Regions from separate parts of the Homo sapiens genome. Here region 2 is linked to region 1. A link is a loop called in an ENCODE intact Hi-C map of the cell type or tissue named here. Cell type or tissue: PC-9. All regions are shown on one strand. Each heading gives the region's core, and the rest is flanking DNA. Links, peaks and the distances in the headings are about the cores only.

The links. Hi-C counts contacts between places; a loop is a spot of excess contacts. Peaks named below come from ENCODE experiments on the same cell type or tissue, not always from the same donor. Only the 100,000 strongest peaks of a DNase experiment are listed, where the experiment ranks them.
Region 2: a loop joins it to region 1, with 2.8 times the contacts of the local background. A loop is called at or near these places in 3 of 110 quality-filtered maps.

What each region holds. Positions count from the first base shown.
Region 1 is chr2:14,518,110-14,534,123 of GRCh38, reverse strand. No RefSeq gene overlaps it. Among named protein-coding and RNA genes, the nearest start is that of LRATD1, 110 kb to the left of the region's middle. In PC-9, for the core only: no CTCF peak of the experiment used is centred there; a DNase peak (open chromatin) is centred at 9,873; H3K27ac peaks cover 905 bases.
Region 2 is chr2:14,581,456-14,597,469 of GRCh38, reverse strand. No RefSeq gene overlaps it. Among named protein-coding and RNA genes, the nearest start is that of LRATD1, 43 kb to the left of the region's middle. In PC-9, for the core only: no CTCF peak of the experiment used is centred there; a DNase peak (open chromatin) is centred at 10,179.

The DNA.
Region 1 (16,014 bases), core at 4,904-12,903:
CCTAAAGATCCTTTCTTAAATGTGAAAGTTGAAGACAGCTTTAATTAACAAATATTATTTCCTATCATCTTATGCCACCTTGAAAAGTGAGAAGTTCAGATAAGCTACAGTAAATTTACTATGGTAAATTCAAAGTGTATAATTGTTTGTTTGTTTTTAATATCACTGAGCTGTAGCGTGTAAAGCAAATCATGAGAGTCCAAACAGGCAGGTTATACATGTATGCTTCGTAAAACATCTCACATTTTCACTTGTATTTCTGAGTTGATGGCTTTAGCAAAAGACTCCTCAAGAAGAAAGCGAACTTTCTTTTTTTGTTGTTCCAGTTAAGGAACAAATATCAAGTCACAGAAGGGATTATCACAGCAGTGGCAACAAAGTCTAGAGAGTTGAGGGCCACAGAGTGCTTGCCACAGTCCTGGCCTCCTTGGAGTTCCAGGTAGCCCGACACATCTGCATGACTTACTTTTGGGCTGGTGAATGATACAGGGAGGGAGACAGGAACCAACCTTTAGAGAGAACCTATTATGGGCTTACAACTTTGCATGCATGGCCAAATTTAACCATGCCAGCACCCAGAGGGTAAGTTATCCTCATCTTATGAAAGAAGAACCTGGAGCTAAGGAGATTCAATGCCTTGCCCAAGTTGCAAAACTCCTAAATACAGACCTTGGATTGGAATCCAAGTCTTTGTGATTTTTGTTCTCTGCTCTTATCCCTAAGCCACAGTGGAAACTTTGGCACATCTGACTGCACTGTTTCTGTTTTTATTTTTAAATCCAGCCAAAGCCTCTTCTCATTGTTGTATCAGTTGTCTCTGGGTAACCAGGATGTTTGATAGGAGGAGTAAAGGAAGTAGGCCTACTAGCAGAGGGAAGGCAAATTTGACAGTGTCCCTGTGATGTGATTATATAAGGCTGATTCACAATCTTGCACCAATAATTTAAAGGCATACATTTTATTGTAATTTAATCCATTTCAATTTCATTAAATTCACTTTCATTCAATTCAGTTCAGTTCAGTTAACAAGGCTTCCCTGTAGGAGGCTTTAGTTTAGCCTCTAGGAACATGGAGATTAATTAGATTGTTCCTGTCCTGTCCTCAGGAAGCTCACAATCAGATGCAAGGACAACAGTCAGGTTTTAGCTTAAATACCTAATTATATAATCTTCATAAACAATTTTTTATGGAAAGAATATATTTCAAAATTCTGCATTAATTTATTAACAACTAACTACCAAATAGTTTTCCTGGCATATGAATATTTAAAAAGTGCCTTGTTCACTATTTATTTCCACAGCGGCATATAATTACTAATTTTGAAGATGATTCAATGATGTAAAAGAGTATTTACTCATATTTCTATTCGGAAGCAATCAGTGTATCTAAGAAAATATGTTGTTTGTTTTCAAAATCTTTACATAAAAACAACTTCCAACATGACTTGTTAAATGTAATTGTGTTGTTTATCTGAATGAGAAAATTACAAAATGAATATATTGTAACACATTTTAGTAAGAAAAAGAATGGTCAAATACTGAAAACTAGTTCCTCCTTGTGAGCGTTATTTAAAGCTATTGATTTGGGATTATTTAAAATACCATTTACAAACATTTTACAAATAATTCTCTGCAGTTATAAAAATACAACTTTTAGATAAAACTCACTTGTAATCCATGATGGTGCAATTTTGTTTTTTTTTTTTAATTTAGCTGGATTATGTTTTGAAGTTTAATATAATTAAGTCTTATTTTAAGATCAAACTAAGTTGAATTGAGGCTTATTTAATAGACATTTGAATTCATGGTAAAGTCACCAGAAAAGTCAAGATTTAAAAACCATTGACATGCTAAATACAAAATTCAGTTATAATATCCAACCTTTTTCTTTTTTTTTTTTTTTCTTGAGATGGAGTCTCTCTCTGTCGTCCATGCTGTAGTGCAGTGGCACCATCTCGGCTCACTGCAATCTCAGGCCATTCTCCTGCCTCACCCTCCTGAGTAGCTGGGACTACACGTGTGTGCCACCACACCTGGCAAATTTTTGTACTTTTAGTAGACATAGGGCCTCACCATGTTGGCCAGGCTGGTCTCGAACTCCTAACCTCAGGTGATCTGCCTGCCTTGGCCTTCCAAAATGCGGAGATTACAGGTGTGAGTCACCATGCCTGGCCAATAATATCCAAACTTGATGAGATTACTTGGGTTAGTTTATAAGTGGTATTTGTAACAAGTTAATACGATAGAACTTTTAAAGATGACAGCACTGCTCACACCGGCCTTTTCAGCAAAGGAATATCTTAATATACTTCTTGCCACCACGCTTAACTTGAACAGTTTTAAGTTGCCTAACATTGGGGAACACTGTGCTTCCCAGCATCTCACCTAATGTTGCCTTATCACTATCACAAGAATAGAAACAACTGATATTATCATTATTTTTTGAGACACACTTTTCCATAATAACATCCATTGCAATTTTAATGAAACCCAAATGGAAATTCAATTGATTAAAAACCCATCCTTTTTTTCATTTCCTCATTTTCAATGTAATTGAAACATTAACTTGAGTTGAGAATAGAAAAAAATTAAAAACTCAAAAAAAATATTAAGTGCAATGTGTTGGTATCATCCTGCATGTCATGTATTTGCCATCTTTGGTCCATGGGGAGCTGATTCTGGCAGTCCGCAGTACCACTGGAGACCTAACCCAGAACCATAGGAATCAAGCTCCCATGCTGATCGGGAACAAACTCCATTGTGTGTACATTTTTCAAAAATAAATGTTTTCATGGACCCTCCAATATGGAATTAGAGTATCTTTATCCTCATATTACTTAAATATGCATAAATATAAAATTGGATATAAACTCTTTGTGCTTTTATTTTTTACTTTTATTTTGAGACAGACTCTCACTCTGTAGCCCAGGCTGGAGTGCAGCAAGCATGATCTCGGCTCACTGCAACCTCCACCTCAGGGGCTCAAGCTAGTCTCCTGCCTCAGCCTCCTGATTAGCTGGGATTAGAGGTGCCCACCACCATGCCCAGCTAATTTTTGTATTTTTAGTAGAGACAAGGTTTCATCATGTTGGCCAGGCTGGTCTCGAACTCCTGTCCTTAGGTGATCCGCCTGCCTCGGCCTCCCAAAGTGCTGGGATTACAGGCATGAGCCACCGCACCTGGCCTCTTTATACTTTTAATTCATATCACTCTGAAGTTAAAACAAATTTACAAACTAAAACCAAACAAATTACAAAACATAAATAATTTAAATTGCCAAGCGTAATTCATTTTGCTGAAACTAAATTTCTGCTTGCACTTGGGCTGTGTCATGGATTATTCCTTTAATTTTAAAATGCTTATTCAACTTTGTTGGACTGAAGTCAATTTTCTCACCACTTTTATACTCCCTTAGAACCGTCATCCCTGCAGTTCACAGTGATGTCATTTGGAGTTCACGTGGAAGGAATGCATCATTTGCTAACTAAATCTGTCTCTGTTCTTTTCTCATTAGCCTGGAACAATTAAAGTAGTACTATTTGATTGGTGACAACTCATTTATGAGTGTAATTACAAATTTGGACACTGGAACTGTGAGAAAGGGTTTGGAACTAAAGCAGTCATACCATCAATTCAGAGTATGCTATTTTTAATTTTTTAAATCTTTAGCATTGATGTTAACAAATTTAAAAAGTCTGATAGAAAATGAAAAGACCTCTAAAAACTTGTCCTTGAACTTCTGTTTATAAAAACAGTCCTAAAATAACTCTGATAGGAAGTTATTTCTCACTTTATATCCTTTCTATCCTCCTTCAGTTTAACTTTGGGTGGGGCAGCAAATAACATCTGAAGGCTGGACATAAGGTAGTCCTGACTAGGTACGGTGGCTCATGCCTGTAATCCCAGAACTTTGGGAGGCTAAGGTGGGTGGATCACTTGAGGCCAGGAGTTTGAGACTAGCTTGGCCAACATGGTGAAACCCCGTCTCTACTAAAAATACAAAAAAAAAAAAATTAGCTGGGCGTGGTGGCACATGCCTGTAATCCCAGCTACTTGGAAGGCTGAGGCAGGAGAATCGCTTGAACCCGGAGCTGGAGGTTGCAGTCAGCCGAGATCATGCCATTGCACTCCAGCCTGGGCAACAGGAGTGAAACTCTGCCTCAAAAAAAATAATAAAAAGAAATAAGTAATAAAATAAACTCCATCAAAACAAAACAAAACAACAAGAAGAAGAAAAAACAAAGATAGTCCTGGAAGGAGATAGATCAAGATGACTTGGAGTCTTGGCATCTGAGTCATCAACAGAATCAAGTGGAGCAAATGAGAAAACAAAACTATATGTAGAGTGTGGGTCCTTCCTAATGGCTCTATTATGAAGGGATCTCCCTGAAAATCACCCTTTGGGATTCTATGTGTGAGCCAATGCTCCCTCATAGGTTAACATCTGGAATCATTTATAAGTTCAACATTCTCATGTATTGGTGGAAGATTCACACCTTAAGGTGAGCAGTCTTGATATACGATGAGCTGTTATCAGGGCATGGTTAGAGCTTAAAAAATAGGCACTCGGCAAACTTTGATGACTCCTGCCTGAGCTGCAGAAGCCTGCTAGTGCGTCAGGATGCTGTCAGATTAGGGATATCATATGGCTTAGGCCATAAGAGCTCTGAATTCCACCTTGGACCCTGCCACTTTAGACTAGGATGACCACGAGGATGACCTTGAGCAAGGAGTGGAGACTGTATAAGCGTCAGGTTTTTCTGCTATCAAATGGGAATAGTAGAAGCACTTCCCTTATAAGGCTGCAGGGAGCAACTAAATGGACTAAAGCAGGGAAAGTTCTTAACACCTACCCAGCACAGAGCAAGCGCTTAATAAATGGAACCATTATTATTTACATTAATAAAAAATTCAGTATTTTCATGTAAGCATGGGGAAGGATGGCTCTAGAATAGTGGTTCTCAACCTTGTGTGTTGAAGAGCTATAAGAAATAGTAACAGGCCAGATGCGGTGACTCACACCTGTAATCCCAGCATTTTAGGAGGCTGAGGTGGGCGGATCATGAGGTCAGGAGATCAAGACCATCCTGGCTAACACGGAGAAACCCTGTCTCTACTAAAAATATATTTAAAAAATTAGCTGGATGTGGTGGCAGGTGACTGTAGTCCCAGCTACTCTGGAGGCTGAGGCAGGAGAATGGCGTGAACCCGGGAAGCGGAGATTGCAGTGAGCCGAGATGGTGCCACTGCACTCCAACCTGGGTGACAGAGCGAGACTCTGTCTCAAAAAAAAAAAAAAAAAAAAAAAAGTAGTAACACCTTGATCCCACCCCAGAGATTCTGGTGTACTTGGTACATGGCGTGGCTGGGACATGGGGATTTTAGAAAGTTCCCAGATGGTTCTACTGTACACCCAAGGCCGAGAATCAATTCCTTCTCTAGAAGAGCTCATAGTAGGGGTAGTCTGGTGTCATGCATACTGGAAATTCAGATCCTCAGTCCCAGTCTGACTGTTGATAATTGATGTTGGGGCAAGACACTTTCCTACTCAGTTTCCCATTTATCTAGAATACGGGCCAGATTCCAACTAAACTTCACAGATTTAAAATTTTATGGTCTACCAGCTCAGAGAAGAGGGGAAAAAAAAGTCCCCTTGGTTATAACTCTGTCTCTAAGCTGCTTTGGAAAAAAAAGTCAAATCAATGAAGCAGTTATTTTTAAACTGTTCATCTAAAGATAAGCAAGCATGAAAAAAAAAGTAATCCTCCTTTTTACTTTTTTACTTGTTGATATTTTATAAACATCCCACAATAGTTGATATTTGGAGACACAAAACACAGAATGTTAAATGCACAGCAGCTAGAAGTTGGAAAGTGTGTATATTACCATGATTTTCCATTGGCTACTTTCTTTCTACCACTTAACCAAGAAAAACAAAGATCTGAGAATGTCTTCTATAGCAGCCCTGGCTCCTGGGATGTATAAGGTGACTCTTATATTAGATATGCCCCTGACAGGAAGGTCTGCATGTATTCTATGGGCAGAAAGTTTTAGGGGGAGGACAGATTGAAGTTCATACCTACATTGGTGTTGAATCTCAGTACCAGGCCCAAATTCATAAGGATTCACCCCAGTTCCTTGGCTGTCCATTCACAACCACCTCCTAGTAACTAGGCTTTAGAAAGTACACTGAAGGAAAACATCAGTGACCATCGTGAGATGTACAAGTAGCACAATAATGACCATGTGCATAGCAATTCATAGCATACAGAATACTTTCATATAAGTCATTAAAATTTTAGGAAGTAGCATTTACTTCATAAGGCTGCAGAGGGGAGCTAAATGGACTAACTCAGGGAAATTTATTGACACATTCCCCAGCACACAGCAAGTGCTAAATTTTATCTTAAATTTTTAAATTAAAAATGTATTGTGGGCCAGGTGTGGTGGCTCACGCCTATAATCCCAACACTTCGGGAGGTTGAGGCAGGCAGATCACTTGAGCTCAGAAGTTCGAGAACAGCCTGGCCAACATGGTGAAACCCTGTCTCTACTAAAAATACAAAAATTACCTGGGCGTGGTGGTGGGGCATCTGTAATCCCAACTACTCGGGGGCTAAGGCACCAGAATCTCGTGAACCTGGGAGGCAGAATTTGCAGTGAGCAGAGATCGTGCCACTGCATTCCAGCCTGGGTGACGGAGCAGGACTCAGTCTCAAAAAGAAAAAAAAAAACATATGCACACATACACACACATTGTGTATTAGTGTTCACAATAAGCCTGTGTGGATAAAATATTTTTATTCTAGTTTTGCAGAAGAGGAAATTGATGCATAAAGAGATAAGGTGATTCATTTGATGGTATCCATATTGTATAGTAGGTGTCTGAGCAAGGACTCTGTCTCCCATGACAAATTCTGGGTATCTCCACTGGACCGGGCTCACATATGGAGTGGGAACTGTGAATCTTATAGAACCAGGAAGTCTCATAATCCTTTAGTGGCGGTGACAGGAGCACTTAACTCTAGAATATCTGAGATTTGTCCTTTCCTCTATCTTCCCCTCTAATATCTTCTTTCACACCTGCCTTTCTCCACTTTCTTGTATTCCTTCTCGGACTTTCTTTATCTTCTCTTCCCTTTTTTCTCTTTCTCTCAAGAATCTGGTAACTTCACAGAGCTGGAGCCTCTTTTCTTCTTCGAAATATATCTATAATTCTTGAGCTCCACTTTATTTTTCCCAAGGGAAGCCTTTCCTTATCCTGATTAAGATGAGTGTTCTACTCTGGTCCCTGTGCTGCTTGGCTGGAGCCAAACACCCTTCTGAGTTCATGCAGACTTCATCTCGCAAGACACTGGATCCAGATCCCCATCTACCACTGGACCTGAGGGACAGAGGAAACTATTCCTTTCCCCTAGCTTCCCTTCTAATATCTTTATTCTTTCCTGCATTTCTCTACGTTCTTGTATTCTTCGTCTGGCTTTATTTCATACTCTATTGTTTGCTCTTTCTCCCAAGAATATGGTAACTTCACAGAGCTGGAGCCTCTTTTCTTTACAGCTTTGAGCCCATTCTCTCTTGGCACTAAGGTTCTTGTGTCTGCCAGGCTCTACCTGACATCACCCTTGAACATCCCCTGAATGTGTGCTTAAAGTTTGCATGTACTATGCATACTCTTCTTTTGTCCTGTCAATGGAGGGCTGCTCTTGCCTCTGGTTTCTGCGTCCTTCCACCCAAGCCTTGGCTGCTGAGGCCCATACCCTTGTAAAGTATAATATGTTCTCCTTCTCCTTCAGGGGTTCTGTATCCTTATCAAGGAAGCTTGGTGAGGAACTGAGAATACCCATTTTCTTTTATTGATTAGTCTTCAACTCTGCGAAATTTTAACTGATTCAATAAGTTTAATTATTTTAAGATTGAGGATTTTTTTTTCTGTGAAAATACTATAAAATCATGCTATTGATCTCAACCTTTAGATTTAAGGGTTAACGATTGTTTTCTATAGAACTCTCAATTTCATGCTAAATTTTTCTTTTTAAAGGACATGTTTTTCCACATGGTAAGATTGGATAATAATCATTTGAACTAGACCAGAATTTAATTCTGATGTCATTCATATAGAAGATTATTTTTGCTTATGAATAATTTAAACCAATTTTTGGTTTGCTGTGTTCAGTAAAGAAATCCAGTTGAGTATATATTTCTCTTCTCTTTTCTATCTTTGTTAGTCACCATGTGTTTTTAAATTTAAATTAGTGTATGTATTATTAGATGTGTGACATAGAAAATGCCTAACCTATATGGAAATTCAAGGTTCCAAAAGCTATGTAATTTGAGTTAGATAATATAAGACCTTGACTTGTTTCTTTATTGCTGAGTTCTGGTATATTTTTATATAAGCCATTGTTGCATAGCCTAAAAGAGAATTGCTTCCTTTATCAACCTCATTTTACTCGACAGTAACAAACTAAATTTTAACTCAATGATGGCCAATGGCTATTTCAGGTCTAACATCTTTTTCATGTTAGTCCCAAATCACCAACCTTACATAAAACATGTAAGTAAAACTCAATTATTTAGTATAAAAATCTCAGATATCTTGTATTTTTTTACGTTACTAAAAAGGACCACAAGATAAATATATTTCCCTCACTAGGTGAATACTGGCTTCTCTAGTCCAAACAAAAGCATAGTTTTCTTTCTTTATTTCTTCCTTTCTTCCATTTTCCTCCCTTCCTTCCTTGCTCCCACCCTCCCTCCTTCTCCTCTTCCTTCCTCTTTCCTTCCTTTCCCTTTTCTTCTTTCTTTTACCTTACTTTGTTTGATAGCGTCTTGTGTGATTAAAATGTCTATATTGGTACAACCTCACAAGATTTTAGATGGATTAATTTCTTTTAAAACTAAGTTGCACTTTTAGGGGAGATGCTTAATCATTCCAATATATAAGGATATTTGCACTTTCAGATACAGACTCCCAAAACTTGGAAACATTATTCAAATGCGTGCACATTTAAAAATCTTCTCAGACATTGTTACTTTATTTCTACCAGATGGCTCTGTGATTCATTAAAGCCTGTGATTCCATTAAATGGGGGGCAGCTCAATGGGAAACTCTGACTGTCTCTGATTGTTCCACCACCTTACCTTGAATCTGCCTACCTACATTTCATTAAAGCAATAAACCATGCCCTTGCATATTCCTGTGGTTTAATGTTTAGGAGACTTAGATGGCTGATCACTGAGTAAGAACACACAATCTTGTGAGCCATCAGGGTTTCTCAGAACTCTTTCAATTCTCAAAAGTCCTTAATTTGAAGAGGCAGTTCGCTAATGCCTTAAACAAGTTCCCATGACCTCTCCATCTGCTTTCATTAAAATAGGGTAAATTGCTCGCTCTTCTTTCACTTTCTCCAAAAGTGACATGGACGTGATTACTGTCTCCATCGCCCAAACAACAAGTCATCTGATAACCCTCCACTTCTCCCTTCAGAATCCACAGCACGCCACCTCTGGAAGAATGGTGTGGGGGAGTAGAGCATACAAACCTGCTATGTGAGTTGAAGGAGCTATTCACACACCTTTGCATTTCTCTTACTGCAGGTATTTAACCTACGGCAAGTGTATTCAGACTTTCCACATATATCCAAACATTCTTACTGACAGGTGTCAATTATAATTAATATAAATATTTTTGTTAAATATATCTAGCAGTCCATTCTATACTCTTAGAGCCTGCTGTATCCAGTACGTAATGGTATTATTGTCAGTTTAATCATCTCTGTCTCTCTCCTATAAAACTCAGATCTCTTTGAGGTCATCAGCTTTGTAATATTTGTTTACTTCCTGCAGATTCTGGTACAGTTTCTGTGGTTGAATGACTAACTCATTGACCACTCTTGTTTGATCACATCCAGGGGAGGAATATACTTAACCAGATTTTTTATGAGGGAGGCCAAGTGTTCAGACCAAGAACTCTAAACTAGTAATTTACTTCATTGAAATTAACCCCACATATTCTGGTACTTTGTTATTTATACTACAACATTTATTTATACAACACATCCCATAAAAAAGAAGGATACATTGGAGGAAATGAAACTGAATTTGAGGCTTAACAAATTGGTATAATCAAATCCCATCAGTGTAGCAAAAATGAGAGAAAATCCTAGACAGTGAAATCTAGGAGATGGAGATGAGGGGAAGAAGTGAATATGGGTTTAGAAAAGGGTTTGCCTTTCTTTCTTTCTTTTTTTTTTTTTTTTTGATGGAGTTTCTCTCTTTTTGCGCAGGCTGGAGTGCAGTGGCACAATCTCAGCTCACTGCAACTTCTGCCTCCCGGGTTCTAGTGATTCTCCTTCCTTAGCCTCCAGAGTAGCTGGGATTACAGGTGCGCACCACCACACCCGACTAATTTTGTATTTTTAGTAGAGACGGGGTTTCACCATGTTGGCCTCGCTGGTCTCGAACTCCTGACCTCATGTGATCTGCCCGCCTCAGCCTCCCAAAGTGCTGGGATTATAGGCATGAACTCCCGTGCCCGGCCTGCCTCTCTTTTACTTACTCTTAGAACTGGAATCTTGTGGAACAGGCTGTGCAGTTTTGAATATTTGCTGCCTACATTTTACATACCTTTTTCAAGACGTCTACTGCAGGAAAAAAAAACCTATCATAAGAGATAAACACTCAGACAATATAATACCGTGTTTGCTTATAGCTTCTCCCCTAAAGTTAACTGTCAGTTAAGACTGTCTGTTTTAGCCATGAGAAACCCACAACTGGATTGTGTGAATCTTGTGCTTTCAGGCACCGAGTGGGGCTTTGCCACCGATGCCTTCATTCATACTCCTTAGGTCAGCTGGTCACTTAGTTGGCATGTTGGATCTGCTTGGATTGCAGTAAAGCTGCAAATATCATTCCTGGACTCAAGAGACTGGTAATTTATAAAAGGAGACAAAATTTTAGTGTAACATACAGTAAAGTGTAATAAGTGACTCAAACTACTAGTCTTGAACAGAGAAATTGTAAACGAATAACACAAGAGCTTACTACTTCTGATTTTCTGCTCATATAGGTATGTCTTGTTTTAAAATATTTCTTTATGCCCCAAATTATGCACAAATACAAACACACAGGCACACTACAGCATGATGATATGTTCCAAACACAGAACAGCTGTGAAGAACATTCTTGAACTCAATGAACTCCACCCTTGCTAAAAGAGAAAAATGAACAGTGTTATCCATGAATATATATTATCCTACATACATACACTATATGTATGTATGTATTTACACATATGGCTAGTATTTCATAATATATACACATACATACATACATACATATGTTAATATTTAGGGTATAAAAATTCTCACATTAGATAAAATATTGCTAAAAAGCCTAGAAACTTCTCTCAAGTGGATAGATACTAGATCCATAAATTAAAATACTTTTTTTTGAAAAGTCAGAGGAAAAATATTCTGATACTTTGAATGGCTACTCAAATAATTACAAGAATAATTAAAGGTAACATTTTCTTGTCCTGACTTTGAATTTGTTTGGGAGGAGTAATAGTATGTATTCAATTCTTCCTAATAATTAGTGTCAAGAAAAAATGTATCTTCTGTTCATTCCTCTTTTGGACAAAAAGCTGACGGTAGCTGAGGACTGGATAAGGAATGTATTAGTCTGTTCTCATGCTGCTAATAAAGACATACCCAATGCTGGTAGTTTATAAAGGAAAGAGGTTTAATTGACTCACAGTTTCACATGGCTGGGGAGACCCTACCATCATGGTGGAAGGCAAAGGAAGAGCCAAGTCATGTCTTACATGGAGGTAGGCTAGAGAGTGTGTATAGGAGAACTCCCCTTTATAATACCATCAGATCTTGTGAGACTTACTCACTATCATGAGAACAGCCTGGGAAAGACCCATCCCCATGTTTCAACTACCCCCCACCAGGGTCCTTCCCCCGACATGTGGGAATTATGGGAGCTACAATTAAGATGAAATCTGGGTGGGGACACAGTCAAACCATATCAAGGGAAGTATGGTGGTTCGAATATTAGTACCAGACAATGTTGTTACTATAACTCGGCAGTCATTAATTTATCCATTCAAAAAATATTTACTGAGCTCAAGGCCAAGCACATAGAACCAATGCTGGGAGTAAAGATAAAAAACACACGCAAGACAAAATCCATATTCCAAAAACAATAGCAGAAATATTTCCTGTCCCACATGCTCTTCCAGAACTTTTTATGAAGTCTATGCCCTCTCCTCTTGAACTTGGTCAGGCTTTTGTAACTGACTTGACTGTACAGCAACCCTGACTTCTGAGGCCAGGTCATAAAAGGTAATGCAACTTCTGGTTTTCTTGGGATACTTGCTTTGAGGGCCTTGAGCTGCCATTTGAGAAGTTTGAGGTTGCCATCTTGTGCGGAAGCCCAAACTAACTCACGCGGAGCAAACACATGGAGAAGAGAGATGTCCAGTCAGCCCTTAGCTGCCTTCCACTGTTCCGGCTCTAGTCACTATCTGCCGACTGCAGAAGACTGCAGATCTATGCAGATATGCCCAAGACTGAACCATCTATGACTACAGAAGAAACTCCAAGCCAGAATTGCCCAACTAGATGATTCTCAAATTTCTGACCCCTAGAAATCATGAGAGATAAATGGTTGTTGTATTTTAAATAACTATTTTTAGATTATTTGTTACACAACAATTGATAACTAGAACAGACCTGAAGTATATTCTAATTTCATGGGAGATATGAGCCTTAATAATTTACATAAATTTCATAATAAATTATATATAGATCACAATGTAAGAGAGAGAGACTTATAAATATCACAAGAGAAAAGTAATTAAAGCACCATATAAACTCAGAGAAAGATGGAATGAAGTACCCCTGAAGCTAACATTGAAAACCCTGTCGGAGAGCTGGTGAATGAACTGGGCCTTCACTTAAGGATGAAATTTGGACATGAAAAATAAGAAAATTTCAGGTAGAAGGAACAAGTTACTCATCAACATATAACTGGCTTTACATATAATATCTTACACGTGACTCAATTATAGTGGCCCATTCAAACCTTATAGGACAAGATTACCGTTCTATGGTGCCTTATGCCATTTTGTCTTATGGCAAAATCATCCTTATGTTTTTACTTCTACTCTGGAATTCATATCCGTTTCATACAATATGTGTTATTTTGAGAGTTGCTGGGATTTATGGCATCCTCTGTCTTCATCAAAATCACTTTGTCAGAGCACCTGCTATGTTCTTGTCCCTCTGGCTGGCTTTGGAGAAAAGGGAGGAACAGGACATTATCTTTGCCTTAAAGGAGCTCATGGCCTAGTCACAGCGGCAGTGCTGAGAACTGGGGGATTAAAAGAACGGCAAGTTAAGAGAAAACTAGTGGCACATAGGAGGGAGTAAGCAACTGTGCAGAGGAGGTGATATTCTGACTGAATCATTAAGGATGGAGCTTTGCCAGACAGAAAGAGAAGAAAGAATTCCCGGCAGGGGGGTGGTGGCATGTACCTGTAATCCCAGCTACTCAGGAGGCTGAGGCAGGAGAATGGTGTGAACCCGGGAAGCGGAGCTTGCAAAGAGCCGAGATCACGCCACTGCACTCCAGCCTGGATGACAGAGCAAGACTCCATCTCAAAAAAAAAAAAAAAAAAAAAATTCCCGGCAGAGAAGACAGGAAGAGAAGCAGCGCCAAATGTAAAACATGGTATGTTTTGGGAAATACAAATAGTTCAGCACAACCCAGGGCATAAGATCTAAATCGGGAACCTGAGTGTTGAGCTAGAAAAGGTGGCAGAAGGCAGCTTACTGAGGGGCCTGCATTCCTCATTTGCTGAGAGGTTTGGCCTCATCCCAAAGGTGACAGAGAACCTTAGGAAAGGTCTCATTGTACTGAGCTTATACAGTCAAATTGTAATTATTTCTTACGTAACTGTTCTCTCTATGTATGGTTTTTGGAGACAGAACATACTTTTTGTTGAAAAACCATCACATTTCTGCCTACTTTAAGATTCTGACATGCATTTTCCCAATGGGTAGTATTCACCCTAATGATTAGACCTAATGTAGCCTGAAGAAAATGTCACCTTACAGGAATCAGAGGCAATGTATTCCAAAGTGTTTTCCACTCACTGCTCTTTCTGGAAATGTGGTTTCTCATGCCATGAAACTTGCATGATGCCATAAAGACACTGATTGTACTAATTTATGGACCCTGGCTCTGTCAGATACATTGATCTCCTAGAGACAGATTAATTACAATTCAAGGACCCCTACCCCCATACAAAACACACACTACTGGTCTTTTCCCACTGTCAGGAAATTCTGGTGGTAAATAATTCAAGAAAAATGCAACCCCAGTGGGAACTGCAAGTGCCTGTATTTCATGACCCATGATATCCCCTATGATGTGTGATGCTGTGCCAATGAGACCACAGGCTCATTAATGAACCCTCACACTGCTGTATTGTTCCGCTCCCTTTGGCTCAGGTTATCTGATCTGCCCAAAGTCTTTTCATTCATTGTCCTCTACAAAGAAGGGCAATTCCTCCACAAAACCCATCGTCATATTTTTTTCTTTTCTGTAAGGCTGATGGTGTTCTAAACGCCTTATACATGTTTTGCTGTTGCTGTTGTTGTTGTTATTGTTTTCTATTCAGGTCTTTTAGAGTTTCAGGAAGAGACTTTAAAATCAGCCACCATTGTCCATTGAAGATATTTGTTTTTTAGCTTTATTCAATTGAAAATCATACTCCCTAGGCAGTTAATAACTCTGGTTATATATTTCATGGTAAACAGCAGATATGACTTTAGAGCTCAAAGAATTGATGGTCTAGCTCAGTATTGTTGGTAAAAGAGCAATGTTTAAAAAAGCAGTCTTTTACAAAAAATTAGCTGAGCGTAGTGGCGGGTGCCTGTAACCCCAGCTACTCAGCAGGCTGAGGCAGAAGAATCGCTTGAACCCAGGAGGTGGAGGCTGCAGTGAGCCAAGATTGTGCCACTGCACTCCAGGCTGGGTGACAGAGCGAGACTCCATCTAAAAAATAAAAAAAATGTTTTAGAATGGGCAAAACACTCATGCATAAGGTCCTTTGAGCCCTTTTGGATGTTGGTTACTTGGGCACACCAATTAGCTTGGAGTACATTCTGTTCCGTTCCGTTTTTTCCAAATCTTTTTCTTAGACTTTCCCCTCCTGTCCTTCTCTAGGGTGAGTACCTTTAATATATTTGTTTCTAAAATCAGCAATTCACATCCCTGTGTCATTTAACTCACGACCACCTTGGAAGAGAAGTACTGTTAATCTAATTTTCCCAATGAGGAACTGACATTTAGAGAAACTCCATAACATGCCCCAGGTTACACGGCTACCCAGCGGAAGAGCTCAGCTCCCAATCCTCAACTGTCTGACTTCAAAATGCTTTTCTTATTCACTGTCCTAAGTAAGTTCCCTTCCAGATATCTGCCTAAAATAATTTCTAGAAGTTTCCTTCTGCTTAGGCCTTTAAGAATATGACAAAGGGATTGCTTGGTGCTTATAAAGTTTTGTCATATAATTTAGTTATTTTAATTATAATGAATGGAGGGCATATCTAAGCTTCCATCCTTTGCCCTTTGAGATTAATATAAAATTGACTAGGTTTTTGCTTGCACTGATGCAGTAATATCCAATCTTTTGGCTTCCGTGGGCTACATTGGAAGAAGAAGTACTGTCTTGGGCATAACATAAAGCAGACTAACACAGGAACAGAAAACCAAACACCGCATGTTCTCACTCATAAGTGGGAGTTGAACAATGAGAACACATGGACACAGGGAGGGGAACATCACACATGGGGGCCTGTCAGGGGGTCGGGGGCTAGAGGAGGGATAGCATTAGAAGAAATACCTAATGTAGATGTTGGGTTGATGGATACAGCAAACCACCAAGGCACATGTATACCTATGTAACAAACCTGCACGTTTTGCACATGTATCCCAG
Region 2 (16,014 bases), core at 5,323-13,322, 63 kb before region 1:
TGTCCATCCATCCTTCCAGCTTACCTGCAGGCATGCAAGGTATGATTTTCATATAACTTTATGTCCTCGACATTTTCTTTCATTATAAATTTCTTCATAAAATGGCTTTTAATGGCTGTCTAGCCTTCTATCATATAGACAAACCATAGTTTACCTAACTATTCTCCTGTTGCTAAAATTTAGGTTTTGTTTTTCTAAATTTTCCTTTGTTGTGTAACATTTATCTTTATAACGCTTATCACTAACTTTGCGTATAAATTTATATAATGCTTGTCTGTTTTTAAACAAAATACTTTCATATATTATTGGCAATACTCCTCCTCCTATTAAAAATGAAATTAAAGCATATAATAATTTCTGTCTGTCCCAGCAGAGTCAGGAAGCAGGAGAGTGTTGTTCCCTGAGCCAGCCCTTTATGCATCAGGCAAGTTTATAAAACAAGGAATAAAAATATCTTCTCCTTTTGGCATACAGAGGGCTTCATTAGAGAAGTCACTGAGGAATAGGAAGGCTTAGCTAATAATTCCTGCTGCGCCTGGCTTCTTCTTTCTCAAACCCCCAGAGGCAGTCTCCAACCATTGAATCCATGGCCTGAGAAGCGGGAGAAGTCCTTGCTGGGGCCTTGCTCCTGGTGGGTCTGGGGTTCACAGGCCTCATCAAGCCTTCCTCAAAGACTGGACCCTTCGTCACTTGGTTTTCAGCAAAATGCAAGAGTCTGATATCCCCAGATATGTTGAGGTTTTGAGTTGGATGTTTTCCCAACTCAGTTGGCCAAGTCTGAAGCCATGTTTAATAGAAGATGAGATGCTTGAGCTTTCAGCCTTTATCTTTAATTAAAGATTATAAGCAACATTTTAAACTCCCATGTCAAAGAACTCCCTGCCTACAGCTCCCACACCTTGTGATCCATGCTTGAGGCCTTTATTTTGCCTCTGTGGTTGTGGCACCATGTTCTGTCTCAATCTACTGACTATTTTGTTTCCAGAATGCTATTGGAGTCAGGCTCAGACCTCCTTCAAAAACAACCGTGTTGTCTGTATAGATCCTCCTGAGTTTTGGATATCTGTGTTAGCAAACATGGCTCTTGCTTACGTTGTTATTCAAGAAAAAGGCCTGGGTTGACTCTAGAATCTAGCCTCTGTCAGCTGAGCCACTGTGAACACCAATTAGAACTTCAGTTTTTATACCTATATCCAGGAAAATAATTCTTTCCTCACAGAGTCACTGTGGAGACTGAGCTGTAGGAGGTTAGAAAAGATATTGTTTGAGGACATTGCTAATACTTAATCAATGCCTGTTTCATTACAATGACCTGATTTTGATTCAAGAGTTTGACCTGGGCACAATTGGAAGGAGTCCTGAGAGAAAACATTTACCAAGTTCTTGGAATATGCCTGTTACCATCCTCAGTACCTTACCAACAATCCTACAAGGTAGGCACTGTTATCATCCCCAGATCCACAGAGAAGTTAAGTGGCTTGTTGAGGTTTAGAGCTAGATGGAAACAAAGCTATGATTTGAACTCAAACAGTCTGGTTGTAGAATCTGTTCTCTTGGCCACTCACTCATGCTGCCTAAAGCCTAACACATTGGTTAAGAATGTGTTCTTTTTAAAGACTAACAAAAGCTGTGAATGTGGTTAGGCATTGGGACCCCTGGCTGGGCATCGCATCTTACTGCCAATAAATACCCACCTTTGCCTCCCAGCCAGTCACAGTCCCCTCCTGGGTCTGGTTCCTGTGACTTCAGCTCTGTTTATTCCTAAAAGAGTGGAAACAGTGTATGACTTGCAAACCTGCTTTGCCACCAAGAGGTTTACATCGCAGTAGATCCTGGACCAGAGAGACCCAAGGAAAACAATCTCTTGTGTCCCAATACCAGAGAAGAGGGGCTGTGACGCAGCATGTGCGTTGTATAAACTAGGTTTTGTTCTACACAGGAAAATCCTGTGTGGCTCCTTCCAGGTGAGATTGTCAAATTTTTTACTCAACTTCAAATTATGGCATTTGGGGGCTAACCTTTGTCCCACAGAGCTCTTAAGCTTACACAGCAGTGTGCAGTGTACGAAGCATTTTCACTGCTTTTTCCTATATAGTTGCCATAGCTAGTTCATGAAGGAAACCAGCAGTTTTTTCTTCCATCCCTGGCTCTCTAGTCCCTCCTCTTTGTTTTATGGAGTTCCTGTGATGGGGTGTGTTTTGAGAATTAAACAACAAAAGACAAAGCTCTTCCCTCACTTTCCCATTGAGTCCTCATGGATAATATATGGGGGTGTGCTTTAGAATCTGGGTTTCTTGATGGGAAATCTAGGGCTTGCTCTTTCCTCAGCTTGTCTTTTCCAAATGGCCACCAAACTTGATTAAGCACTGAGTGCTGACATATCAGTAACACAGGGCTGATAGTGAACCTGTTACAGAAACTGTGGGCTCTAGGCCTGATCTTCTGCATCCTTAGGAAATGGCTGAGATCCAATCAGCTTGCATTTAATAAATCCTTTTTGAGGTTGTAGCCAAGGCTGACATTAGCTAGTGGTGTTAATGCTACATCTTGCAGAAACAAGAATGGTTACAATCCAGAACTAATGTGCCCTAACCGCACTTTTAAAACAGGACAAAACAACTATGAACATACTAATTTCTTAATCCATTAATTAATTAATTTGTTCGCTCTGAAATGGGGTGACTCCTACATGGTAAAAGAACACACTTGTCATGTCCATTCTGTCTCTAGAATACCAATGATCAGTCTCTGCAAGCCCCACAAACTCTCCCATCAATAATGAGCAAAAACTCTATACAGTTTCTTTCTCCTCTTTGTCTTGGGTCTTGAGGATGAAGGTGGCAGGAGAAGGGCATTCGTTTCTACTTCGCAAAGTGGTGGCTAAGAAAGAAGTCAACTTGGTGAGTTGCATCCAGGCACAATAACTGTTTCAAATACTTTTCCCATAGTAGCTGCAGAGTCAGGGCATCATCAATTTCTGCTGTAATGAGACTTCAGCTTGGGGCTGCCCACTCGCTAGTACTTAGAAAGAGGTGACAATCAAACTGGCAAAGGCAATGTAGTTTAAAGTTCACTCAGCAGAGATTTGGGTGAAGGAAGGTCAATGGTAATGCTGCCACTTACTAGGCATGGTGCATTAGGAATGTCAGATGGTATGTAGGGAGGTGGCGGGCAGGTCTCTCTAGCAGAAGACTGAAGTTATCAGGAGTCGTAGCACCCAGGTCAGAGACTGGGTCTACTACTGGTCCTATTATATTCCTGTCTCTCATGTCATCTGTCAGAAAACAGAGTTATAGCTCTACTGATTGACCATTTCGGCCTTCCCACATGGCTACCTCTCCAAATGGCTGAGCTAAAACATGTTCAGGCACTTGCTACATCAAGAACCCATATTCTCCATCCTTTTCCCTTCCTGAAGATAATATTTCCTTTTGAAAACTTTAAAATGCAAAGGTTCCCATCAGGTATTTTTTCCTCAAGAAGGTGAATCTAATGACCACCCTTCTGAGTAGGTCACCCTTAGGATTCCAAAGTGATTCTCATTCCTGCCAATATTGTAACATGACCTGTAATTGCACTCTTTAAAAAAAAATCCTGTCAGATAATCTGCCTCCCTCCATAGATTCATTCATTCCAATGCCAAACTCAAGGGTCCAGGAATTTGTAAGTAAGTCATAGATATTCTAGACATGTGTCTAGCAATAAATTTGATTTTTATATATTTCTCTAATTCCCCAGGATCTGCCTGGCTCCTGACATTTGGACTTTGTTTCCTGTTACTGGCTGGAGGACAGCCTTCAAAGCTGATGGCTGAACTCAGTTTCTCCAGCTTGGTGTTGGGCACCCCTAGGATATGGCTGTGCTCAATTCCTTGACCCTGGCACTCCTGGCCCCTCTGTCTGACTCCCTTTCCATACAGCCCCAGACCCATCCTAGGGCTTATCCTCCCCCCCGCCCATCAACCCCTTAACACCCTGGAGGGAACAGTGCTTACTACACCTTCTCTGTTACAAATTGCTCAGAACTCAATAAACCCTAGACAACACTCTTTCTGATTTAATTTATTCCTATAATGTGTCTTTGTAAGTCATCTTCTCATGAATAACAGGGCTAGGGTTTCACTTGCCTTGTTGATATATTGTTAAAAATAAATAAATTGTATTTGAGTAAATCTGAAAAAAAAAAAGACCTTCCCTCCTTTCTCACCAATCCTGCCCCACTACTGCCCAATGTCAAAAATGTGCTTGATCTGAAATTGCTCAGTAAACCAGGAACGATAAAATAGAAATAATTTCTCTCTATAAAAATGAGGATGAATTAGTTATTCTTTAAATAACAAACTTGAAAGAAATCTACCCTGAGAACTTCTTGAAGACCTGCCTTTGTCACCAACTCTCTGGGAGGCCTGCTGTAGTCACTAACCTCTGGGACCCTCTTGTCCTCTCTTTATAAACGGAAGGCACAACATGGATATTCTGTTGTCCTAAGAGGATGGCACATCATTAACAATGTAACGTGAACAAATGGTGAGGCCTTTGGTTATACATAATCTTGTTTTTACTATATGGATAAACCTTGATATTTAGAAAGGAGCAGAATTAGGTTATTCTCTGTATAGCCATCTGAAGTTAATTAGGCAGTGAATCTTAATTACCTATATTAGATGAGCCTGGAAAACTGAAATGAAACAGTTTCTGCACACTGTCTTCCAATCTGCCATTAATAGCATAAACAAAGAGCCAAATTCATACATTTGGTCAGCAACCACTGACTTCAGGGTGTCTTAATTCATGGTTACATTTTTATCCCAGGTTAACAGAGTTTCCAGATCCCAGATAAACCTCAACATTCTCTGTTGAAATGAAGATGAGAGAAGCATAAGAACTTAGCCTCTTTGGGCTGCTATAACAAATACTATAACTGGGGTGCCTTATAAGTAACAGATTTATTGCTCACAATTCTGGAGGCTGGGAATTTCAAGATGGAGCTGCCAGCAGATTTAGCGTCTGGCAGGAGCCCATTTCCTGGTTCATAGATAGCATCTTCTCACTATCTTCCCATGGTGGAAGGGGTAAGGAGCTCTCTGAAGACTTTTTTTTTTTCTTTTTTCTTTTTTTGTTTTTTTAAATAAGGGCACTGATCCCAGAAGTTTTATCTCTTTTTTTTTTTTTTTTTTTTGAGACGGAGTCTCGCTCTGTCGCCCAGGCTGGAGTGCAGTGGCGCGATCTCGGCTCATTGCAAGCTCCGCCTTCCGGGTTCACGCCATACTCCTGCCTCAGCCTCCTCAGTAGCTGGGACTACAGGTGCATACCACCATGCCTGGCTAATTTTTGTTGTATTTTTTAGTAGAGACGGGGTAGTTTTATCTCTTAATACTATCACATTGGGATTAGATTTCAACAGATTAATTTGGGAGAGGGTAAAAATGTCTAGACACTAGCAAGGACTGTGGCAATTCTTAACCTTACTCAGGCAATTAAATTGCTCTGATTCTATTAAAATTTATTTTCTTCAACTCCTAACGTCTTGTATGTGCAAGTGTCTCAGCCTGAAATTTTTGTCAAAGTAGTGAATTTCTAGGACTAAGATCATCCACATTAGAATAAGACCTGCTTCAGACGATCTGGATTTGAATGTAGCAGTTCATGTCTCCTTTCTTCACTACGTAGAACAAAAGGATTTTAGAAACCACCCAATTCTCAGCCACATTTGGCCCCTTTTGCTAATAAGAAAACTAAGTCTCAGAAAGGTCAAATGTTTTGCCCAAAGTCATGTAGCAGCTAGTAGCAAACCCAAAACTAGGATACAGCCTTCTGACTTTTAATCAATGATAAAAAAAAAAGTGTATGTTTGGTTGATTTAAAATGCTGAGTGTGGAAGGAAAATAATTTCAAAAGATTAACAACAATTACAACTTTTTTATAAAATGAATCCCAATCCCTTTGATGCTAAAACATTGGAAAAAGATGAAGTTTCCTTTTACAGCTGTGCAGACTTAGACTTCTCCTTTGTACCTGGAAACATGATGTATTATTCATGCAAACAGAATGTATTTGTTCTGAGACTCTGCAGAGGAAAAGAAAAGTTAATGGCAAAATTAAGCGAAGGAGTGATCTCTGCAGTGCTTTGACAGAACAGCTATGAACAGCTATCTAAAGTTAGACATGGAAGCCCTCCTTGGGAAAGGAGCCCACATAAAGACATTAATGAAAGTAGATTTATCGACACGTCTGGAATTCTACTGACTTTGTTCCTTCACGTTCAATGGTGTGCCTCCTCTGGAGTCCTTACCTTTCAAGTTTTAAGGCATTTAAGTATTAGACACCCCAGTAAAAAATGCTGTGGACTCTATTTGTCCTCACTGTATGTTTTAGATATGTAAAAAATAATATTTGCATGTTGTGAGATGTCAGAATAGTTTGAAGAGGGAGGTTACAGTGTTTTATAAAAAGTAAATATCCAAAAGCGGAAATGATTACTGTGGCATCACTCAGTTAATAGGCACTGGCTAAAAAGTCTAGTGTATGGCAGCCATCACAGTTATTAAATATGGAGAGCAAGATTTTTTAACAGGTGATCTACAGACACCTGCAGCTGACTAACTTGAGGCCCTTGACAAGATGTATATGCGTAGGCCAGTTCCAGAGCTGCTGTAGCTGAATCTTTGGGGATAGACCTGAACCTCTGCACTGCTAATCTTCTTCTGGGGGCTTCTGATACAAGAAACTGCTGTCGAGGATGAAGATTCTTTCCTTCTTTTGCTTCTTTATTCAAAGTCGCTTATTCCATTTGAGGTATACAATAAAAGATGCATTTAAATTAGGTCGAGAAGATGTTTTGGGGCAAGTTTGTGACTGATCTTTTTTCTTCCAGATAGTTTAGACTTTACCCCATAGGAAATAGGGAGCTAACCACAATCTTTTAGTAAGACGGAATGCCCGATTTGATTTTTAGGAAAACAATCCTGGGAGCAACAGGGACACTGCACAATAGTGAAAAGATTAATTTGATCATTCAGGTTGTTTCTAAGTGAGTTTCTCATATGTTTATGTTGCTCCAAGATAATCTAATAGAAAGGAGAAGATCTGATATTCACAATGTAGCTAAGAGGATTTCTCTTTCTCTCTCCATGAGGAGAACATCTTGGAGTGGGATTCTTTCTTGCCCTGCTCATTCCTCTTTACTTGTGCAGAAGTAACTAACCTGATTAGTATAATTACGGCCAGTGGTTCTCCAATTTTGGTGTGCACAAGAATCACCTGGAGGGCGTGTTAAACTAAAGACTGCTGGGCTCACCCCCAGAGGTTCTGATTTGGTGGGTCTGGGTTGGGGCCCAATAAATTTGCATTTCTAACGAGTTGCCAGGAGATGCTGATGCTTAACGAGGGGCTACACCTGGAGAACTATCTTTTTAAGTCAAAACGTTCTTTCCCTGGAAGTCTCTTGAAATAGTAAGAAGGGCAGTGGGGGGTTCCCCTTTGCTTTATTTTTCAATGAATTAAGCTCATCTGAGCTGGTCCTATTCACACGGTGGAGAGACACCCTGTTCCAACTTTTCAGTCTGAGACCACAAGTGCATGTCAAGGTGAGCCTGCTTGTGCATCCAGATGCATCACTTAGGTGAGGCATAGATTAGGCTGTTCTGTTTCAGCAATCTCAAATCCAAGTTCACCATGTCATCCTTCTATTTACTAGATATTTAGACAGAAAGACAGGAAGAGGGAAAGTGATAGTATTTGAACATCAACCATCTTTGTCCTCTTTAGGAAGAAAGTTTCCTTATGGAAAATCTACATATTTGCTCATATGAGCTGATATGCCAAACCTTGGCACCCCTTAGGCCAAGAAGTTTGCAGTAGATTATGTGTGGATGCAATAGCATTGCAGTGACAGGCAGACATTATATTACTGGGACTTTAAGTTACAAAAGTGCAGCTAAATTGCACCTATAAAATATTATTATGTGATGTTTTGGCCCTGAGATTGTTAATACTTGGGATTTGACAGAGTACTAGAGTAGCATTTTCAAATATTGTCTCTGTTTTGTTTTGAATTTCATCCGGGGAGAAGAGGAAACTTTTCCTAGGAGACTTGCATGCATGTGGCTTCCAGAGGTGGAGTCACGCCTACCCACATGAGCCCCAGGTTTGTTCTAGATTCTTCCCTTCAGAAGCCCTAAACATGAATGTGGGTTTCAGAGATCCGTGCTGAGATCAATGACAGAGAAATGTTGCATTTTTAGTCAATGAGAAGATAAAAAGAAATAGGATATCTTCCTAGATCAGTAATGTGTCATTTTGGTGGATTGAGATGGAAAGCCTATGAAATGGAGAAAAAATTAAAACAGCCCATGTGTGAAACAGACTGTTTTCAGGAATTGGAGCAGAATTCATTTTAAAAATGACAGGTTTTTGTTGTCAAGTCAGAGAGGAGCAGTGGAAATGTGGGAAAAGAAATGAAGGAATCTGTGTTGATTGAAATGGAGCAAGAGAGGCATTTTCTTAACCCGAAGACTGAGAACTTATGAAACACACAGATACAAATGGGAAAGGATTTTGCTGTATCTAATTGCTTTCAGAGGAACAACTAAAAATGAAGAGGATGATTCAGTTGTTACTAGAATGGAGGCTATATTTCTCCCCTAAATTTTGGCAACTATTAGGCCGTATCTTCTCAGAGAGGGAACTAGAATGTTTTCCCAGAGGAAGGCTGCCTTAAGCACCATTGAGAGACCTTCACTTAGTAGTAAGTGGGGAACCAGTCATAAGAGCAAATGAGATACCACCCTAACATCTGAGACAGCTACATGAGGAGGTTAAATGAGATGGTCAGATTGTTAAGGTGAATACCAGCAGAGCATACTTCAAGGTAGCACAACTACTTGTGGGGAAACAGGTATGGCATGTGCTATGAGGGATATGGCTAGGAAATGTATGAAGTTGATGGATTCAGGGAAGATTGCATTCTCAGTTTCAGCAAGAAATGTCAGTAAGATTTAAACTGGGCCTAGATTTGCTGTAGGCTGCTGGGAAGAGACCATCCATGTGGTGGGCTGCATTTATTTTTGGCTGATCTGGAACAGACTGAATTCCTCTCTCTCATGCTGGGGACATCATGAGACAGAAGCTGGAGGCATGTGTGCCTGGCCCAAGAGCAAAGAGAAAGGAAGGAAAGCAGAGTGATCTAGCAAACAGGGTTAGCTCCACATGTGGTTAAGAAGAAAGAGAAGCAACTTAGAAAGTAGGTTAAACATTTTAAACTTCACTCAGTCTGCCGAGAAGGAAGAAAAGGAAAACAGAGGAACCAGAGCTCTCAGAGACAATCCTTCTGTGATAAAAAAAAAAAAAAAAAATGGGAAAAGAAAGACATTTTGCTGCCAGGAAAAGAGAACAAGTTAGTCAAGGCCTGAAAAATTCAAACTCTGAGAGAGGAGAAGATTTTCAGGGAGCGCACATGGTCTGGGGCATGTTGATCATTGCTGGCCTCTGGAGGTGCACATGCTTTTGGAAGTTCATGAATTTGCTAAAGGTGATTTTGAACAGAGAGATGTGGAGAACGAGGAAGACTACCTTCAAGAGATGAGCTTCGTATGTCTAGGTAACTCAAGAGCAAGAGGTGAGATCAGTAGCCACTAGTACATGAAAATACAACATGCTTTGGAATCTTGCTGGGGGTGAAGAATGGCTCAGAGAAAGCAAGGCAGTTTGGAGAGCTGACTGTTTATAAAAGTTATACATGTGAGGAAACATCCTCGTGAGAGACTCACTAGACAGAGTCCACCACAATTCGGTTTTGAGTTAAAGAACATACAGCTCAAAATGGTGATGGAATTTCAGAGGGAAAGACCCTAAGAGGGAGTATCCACCTGCAACTGTCTAAATCTTGCAAAAAGTCAGGATAATCCCAAATGCTACTCCTAGGGAGGCTGTATGATAGATGGATTTTTTTTTTTCTTTCAAGAAATCAGAAGGTCACAATTAACCTCTCAATAGAAGATTTCTCCTTACTGGTTTTAAATAATGACCCCAGGACAGACACAACAGCCTCCGGGCAGAACTAAAGCCAGAACTATTTCCTCCTTTTTCTCAGTCAGTGTTAAGCATTTGTGGCTGGAGATAGCACCGTGAGCATTGGTCACTCTTCGAATTATGCACTAGGATCAGAAAACATGACTCTGCATGCAGTAGGTGATTCAGAAGCTGAGCATTTATTTGTGACATCTAAACAATGCTGGTATGAGTTTGGCTCCATGATACTCCTATGTGTACTTCCCGCTGATACTACAGAAAATGGCAATCATGAGAAACTTGGAGTTCCACTAACTCAATTTTGGAGGAGCTAAAGGCTGTAATCATTTGGCAGAAGTGGACCAAGATGCTACTTTTGCGGAAGACAGACTCCATCAGAGTGACACTCACCTGTCTGAGGAAGAGCAGAATAAGGAAGTAGGGAGTATATTATTTTCTAGGCTGCTGTAAGAAAGGTTGATCATCCCTAATCTAAACATCCAAAATCCAAAACGCTCCACAATCTGAGACTTTCTGAGTGCTGACATGAGGCCACAAGTGGAAAAATCCACACCTGAATTTTGTGCATGAAACAAATTTGTGTTTCATGCACAAGATTAGTAAAAATATTGTGTAAAACTACATTCAGATTATGTGTATAATGTGTACATGAAACATAAATGAATTTCTTGTTTAGACTCAGGTCCAATCCCCAACATATTTCATTATGTATATGCAAATATTTCAAAATCCAAAAAAAAAAAAAAAGAAAAAAAGAAATCCAAAACACTTCTGGTTTCAAGCATTTCAAGTAAGAGATACTCAAAATGTACCACAAACTTGGTGGTTGAACCCAAAATGAATGTATGGTCTTATTGTTCTGTAAGTCTGAAATGGGTCTCATTGGGCTAACATTAAGATTGGCAGGTTTTCTGTTGCCTTCGAGAGGCTTTAGGGGAGAATCCATCCTCTTGCCTTTTGCAGCTTCTAAAAGCGGCCCACCTTCCTTGGCTCATGGCCCCTTCAGATACCTTCAGAGCCAGCAACACTAGGCTGATTTCTTCTCACACTGCTGTCTCTGTGGCTCTGAGTTCCTCTTGCCCTTTTAAGGACCCTTGTTATTACATTGGGCCCACACAGATAATCTAGGATAATCTCCCTATTTTAATTAGCAACCTTAATTCTATCTGCAACTTTAGTTCTCCTTTGCCATGTAAGGTAACATTTTCACAGATTCTGGAGATTAGGATATGGACATGGGACAATTATTCTGCCTAATACAGGGAGCAAGAAATTTTGACTTCAGTTCTTTAAACTTGAATGTATGAAGCACAGATGATTTTTTTAAATTTTATACCCTTTCTTAGAATGTAAAAATGGGAAGATCCACATATAAATTTAGGGCATTTTTGTGTTACTCTTCATTGTATATCTTATAAGCAATATTTGAATGATGTGGCAGGGCATAATTTGAAATAAAAGAGGTGATGAATTTTTGGTGTAGGATGTAGCATTTAATGCTAATTTCATTAATGTCCTCTTCTGGCTCTTCAGCTGAACTGCCCATATCACAGAAGGGCAGTTGTTGGTCTGTCTCATATGCAGAAGCAGGAACCTTTTTTACACGAATGATCTTTTTCCCCATGAAGAAAATGAGTAAAGCAATACTCCTGGCTGACCAAAGCCTTGGCCTTTGAACCAAATGTTAAGAAAGAACAAAAGTGAGGGAGAGGAAGGAGAAACAAGTAACCTTCTCTTTCATGCTGAAGAAGACTCTGCTCTCCTTTCTGTGAGTGGGGAATTGCAGTGAGCAGTGAGCAGTTTCAGATTTTTCTCTCCAGTAGTTTGCTTGGGCCCATACTGTTATGGTTGCTGAGAGTCATGATTCTCTCTCTCTGCTTGTCTCATGGTTCAGTAAAAGGGAAGTGAATTGTTTTCTGCTTTCTGTCCAATGTGATAAAACTATACGTACCCACTGTACAAATGCAAATTTTTAGCTTGTGACTGGTGAGAAAATCTGGTAAACTTTGCTTCAGGTCCCATTACCATAAGAGAGGAGGGCAGTGTCCATTTATTCTCGGGCCCAGGTAGTACTTTCCAAACCAATTTTATCAAGAAACCCTATGTCAAGGGCTTGTATGCAATTTCGAAGATTAACAATGCTGTTATATGGATCACCATTAACTATCAGTTCTTTGAAATTGGGATGGAGGGGTGATTTTTTGACACCCCAAACTTACATGTCTAGGAGATAAACAGAAATCCTTACAAGCAGAAACTGAAAGATGATGTTACAACACCTCTCATTCTACTGAAGCTGTGACCTAAGTCATTATCCACAGTTTTATAAACACATACACTTTTATGGAGTCTTAACCCACAATGCTGTGATCTTCATCATTATCATCTTCATTAGAAGCAGATGACAGCAAAGTGTTGCCTACACATTTAGAATAATGTTGAAATAATTCCTGGGTGGGGGGGTGAACGTGGTAACCTAATCAATTTTTGAGAGACTGTAGTAGGAGCTGGGGATGGGGGATTATTTAACAAACAATGTCTTCAAGAAACTGATTTATGGTCTAAGATGATGAAGAAAGTATCTTAAATTGAAAAACAGATCACTTTATAAAAAAGCAATCAATATAAAAATCTCCTCAATATCATTGGGATAAATTTTTGAAATATGACATTGTTATTTGCTTTTTTCTCTTCTACAAACACTTAAGATTTAGTATAGGATATTTGGAAAATAATAGAAAAGTGCAGTGCTTGCACACACATATCTCAAATTTCACTTCTGAGGAGACATCACCATTGAGAATTGTAGTTGAACATGTTTTTGTTGTTGTTGTGTTTTTGTTTTTGTTTTTTGAGATGGAGTCTAGCTCTATCGCCAGACTGAAGTGCAGTGGCACCATCTTGGCTCACTGCAACCTCTGACTCCCTGGTTCAAGTGATTTTCCTGCCTCAGCCTCCCAGGTAGCTGGAATTACAGGCCTGCACCACCATGCCCAGCTAATTTTTGTATTTTTAGTAGAGATGGTGTTTCACCATGTTGGCCAGGATGGTCTCGATCTCCTGACCGAGGCCCGCCTCGGCCTCCCAAAGTGCTGGGATTACAGGTGTGAGCCACCATGCCTGGCCTGAACATGTTTTTATTGTGTCAAGTAAGCATTATCCCTTCTACTCAAATGGCTATCCCCAAAACTCCCCTATGTAGACATTCCAGAGCTTCTTGGAACAGTCCCCAGTACTTGGTCGTGCTGGTGTCTTCCCATGTCAGTCTTCATGCTTTGTTTTCAACTTCCTTTGTTTTGAAAAAGCAAATCTCAGTATTCTGGAACATTTGTTACACTCTTGTTTCCTCCCTTAGGCCGGGCAACCTTGAAGGCAGGAGCCATTCCAGTATCAGAAGGGAGATACTAACGAGGAGGGTGCAATGTTGCAGATCTGCTGAGTATGCATCTTATTGTCTGAAATCACTATATTTTTCAGCTAGTTTTTCCTCCTGATAAAGGAAGACGAACTCTCTCTGTGAATCCTTTATTTTTGTTTCTAGAGATAGAAAGATTAACAGGTATAGCCTGTGTTTATAATCCTTTTTTATAGACAAAACTCATAATCAAAATAAACTGACCTTCTCCTTCCCTTCCCTATCACCATTTTATTTTTCCTCACAATAGTTTAAAACATGATCAGAAAGATTTTTTTGTGTACTATTTTCAGGGCCCAAATACAAGAAAAAGTAGCTGCTGTAACAATTCAATGTTAAAATAATATTTCTAAGAAATGCTCTGAAATGAAATGCATTTTAAACCATTGTGTCATTTAATGTCACCAATTTTTTTTTCAGTTTGTTTCTTTACTCGTTGTCCAGGTATTTCAATCCTTTCCTTTAGAAGGGATTTAAAAATTATTTATAATAAGCTGTAGCTATTATTGTAATGAAGTGGTATTATCCCGGAAAAGTGAATATATATTATTTTTGTAGAGCAATCGTTTAGGAATCATAGTGTAGACAAATCAGAGGTTATTTCTCTTTACTGGGGAGGAAATCAACTCACAGGATGTTTCATAACTTTATTTCCCTCTCTTGTTGAATACATCTCTGGCTTCTTATAACATACATAAACCCTTGAGTTACATCAGGTGTTGGTTATTGCAGCGACCTCAAGACCGCACAGCTAGTGAATGGCAGGCTTGAGGCCAGAGCCAAATATTTAGTACCCAAGTCCTTTGCCCTTGGCACTGACTTCACTTTCTATCCAAAAAGATTAAAATAGTTTCCATTTAGGTGACTAAAAATAAATAAGAGCTCCTTGACTGGAAGGCTTTTAATGTACAGAAAATTTCTTTTCATGTTTGAGAAGCTTTAAGCCCCAATTTCATTCTTCTGTATGTGGGTATCTAGTTTTCTCAGCACTATTTATGAAAGAGACTATTATTTTTCATTGCAAATACTTGGCTCCTTTGCCAAAAATTAATTGGCCATATATGTACGGGTTTATGTCTGAGCTCTCTATATTATTCCCTTGGTCAAGTTATCTATTATTATTATTAATGTTTTGGCCAGTACCATGGTATTTTAATTACTATTGCTTTGTAGTATTGCTTGAAATTAGGTAATGTGATACCTCCAGCTTTGTTCTTTTTGCTCTAGATTGCCTTGGCTATTCAGATATTTTTGTAGTTCCATATAAATTTCAGTTTTTTTTTCTCTTTCTGTGAAAAATAATGTTGGAATTTTGATGGAAATTGCATTGAATTTATAGATTGCTTTACATAGTATGGACATTTTCAAAACATTATTTTTTTCAATCCATGAACACAGGATATCTTTCCATTTATTTGTGTCTTCTACAATTTCTTTCATCAAAGTTTTATAGTTTTCAGTGTATAGGTCTTTCACCTCTTTGGTTAAATTTATTCCTAAGTATTTTAGTTTTTGTAGCTCTTCTAAATGCGATTGCTCTCTTGATTTCTTTTGCAAATCATTTGTTGTTAGTGTATAGAAATGCTAATGACTTTTGTGTGTTGATTTTGTATCCTGTGACTTTACTGTATTTGATTATTAGTTCTAAAACTTCTTTGGTGAGAGTTTGTATAGTTTTCTATATATAAAATCATGTCATCACCAAACGGTGACAATTTCACTACTTCCTTCCCTACTTGGATACCTTTATTTCTGTCTCTTGCCTAACTGCTCTGGCAAGTTCTTCCACTACTGTTAAATAGAAGTTGTGAGAGTAGGCATCCTTGTCTTGTTCCAGGTCTTAGAAGTAAGGGTTTCAGTTTTTCAATAATGAGTATAATGCTAGCTGTGGGCTTCTCACACATGGCCTTTATTGAGTTGAGGTACATTTCTTCTATATCTAATTTGGTGACAATTTTTAATTATGAAAGAATTTAGAATTTTTGTCAAAAGCTTTATCTGCATATAATCAGATATATGGTTTTTGCCCTTCGTTCTGTTAATTATTTCATACCATATACAAAAATCAAATCAAAATGTATGAAAGACGTAAACATAAGACCACAACTGTAAAGCTGCCAAAAGAAAACACAGGGGGGGAATTACATGACATTGTATGGGCAATGATTTTTTAGATTTGACCCCAGAAGCACAGGCAATAAAAACAAAAATAGACAAATGGGATTATGTTGAACTGTAAAGCTTCTGCATAGCAAAGGAAAGAAATCAACAGAGTAAAGAGACACCCTACTGAATGAGTGAATATATTTGCAAATCATACAAGTCCTAAGGAGCTAATTATCCAAAATATAATGTATAAGGAACTCAAACAATTCAATAGTAAGAAAACAACACAGTTTTAGAAATGGGCAAAGGACCTGAATAGATAATTTTAGAAGAAGCCATACAAATGGTTAACAGGTGTATGAAAAGGTGCTCCACATCACTAATTATTAGGGAAATACAAACTAAAACCACAATAAAATCTCACTTCATGCTGTTAGAATGGCTACTATCAAAAAGAAGAAATAT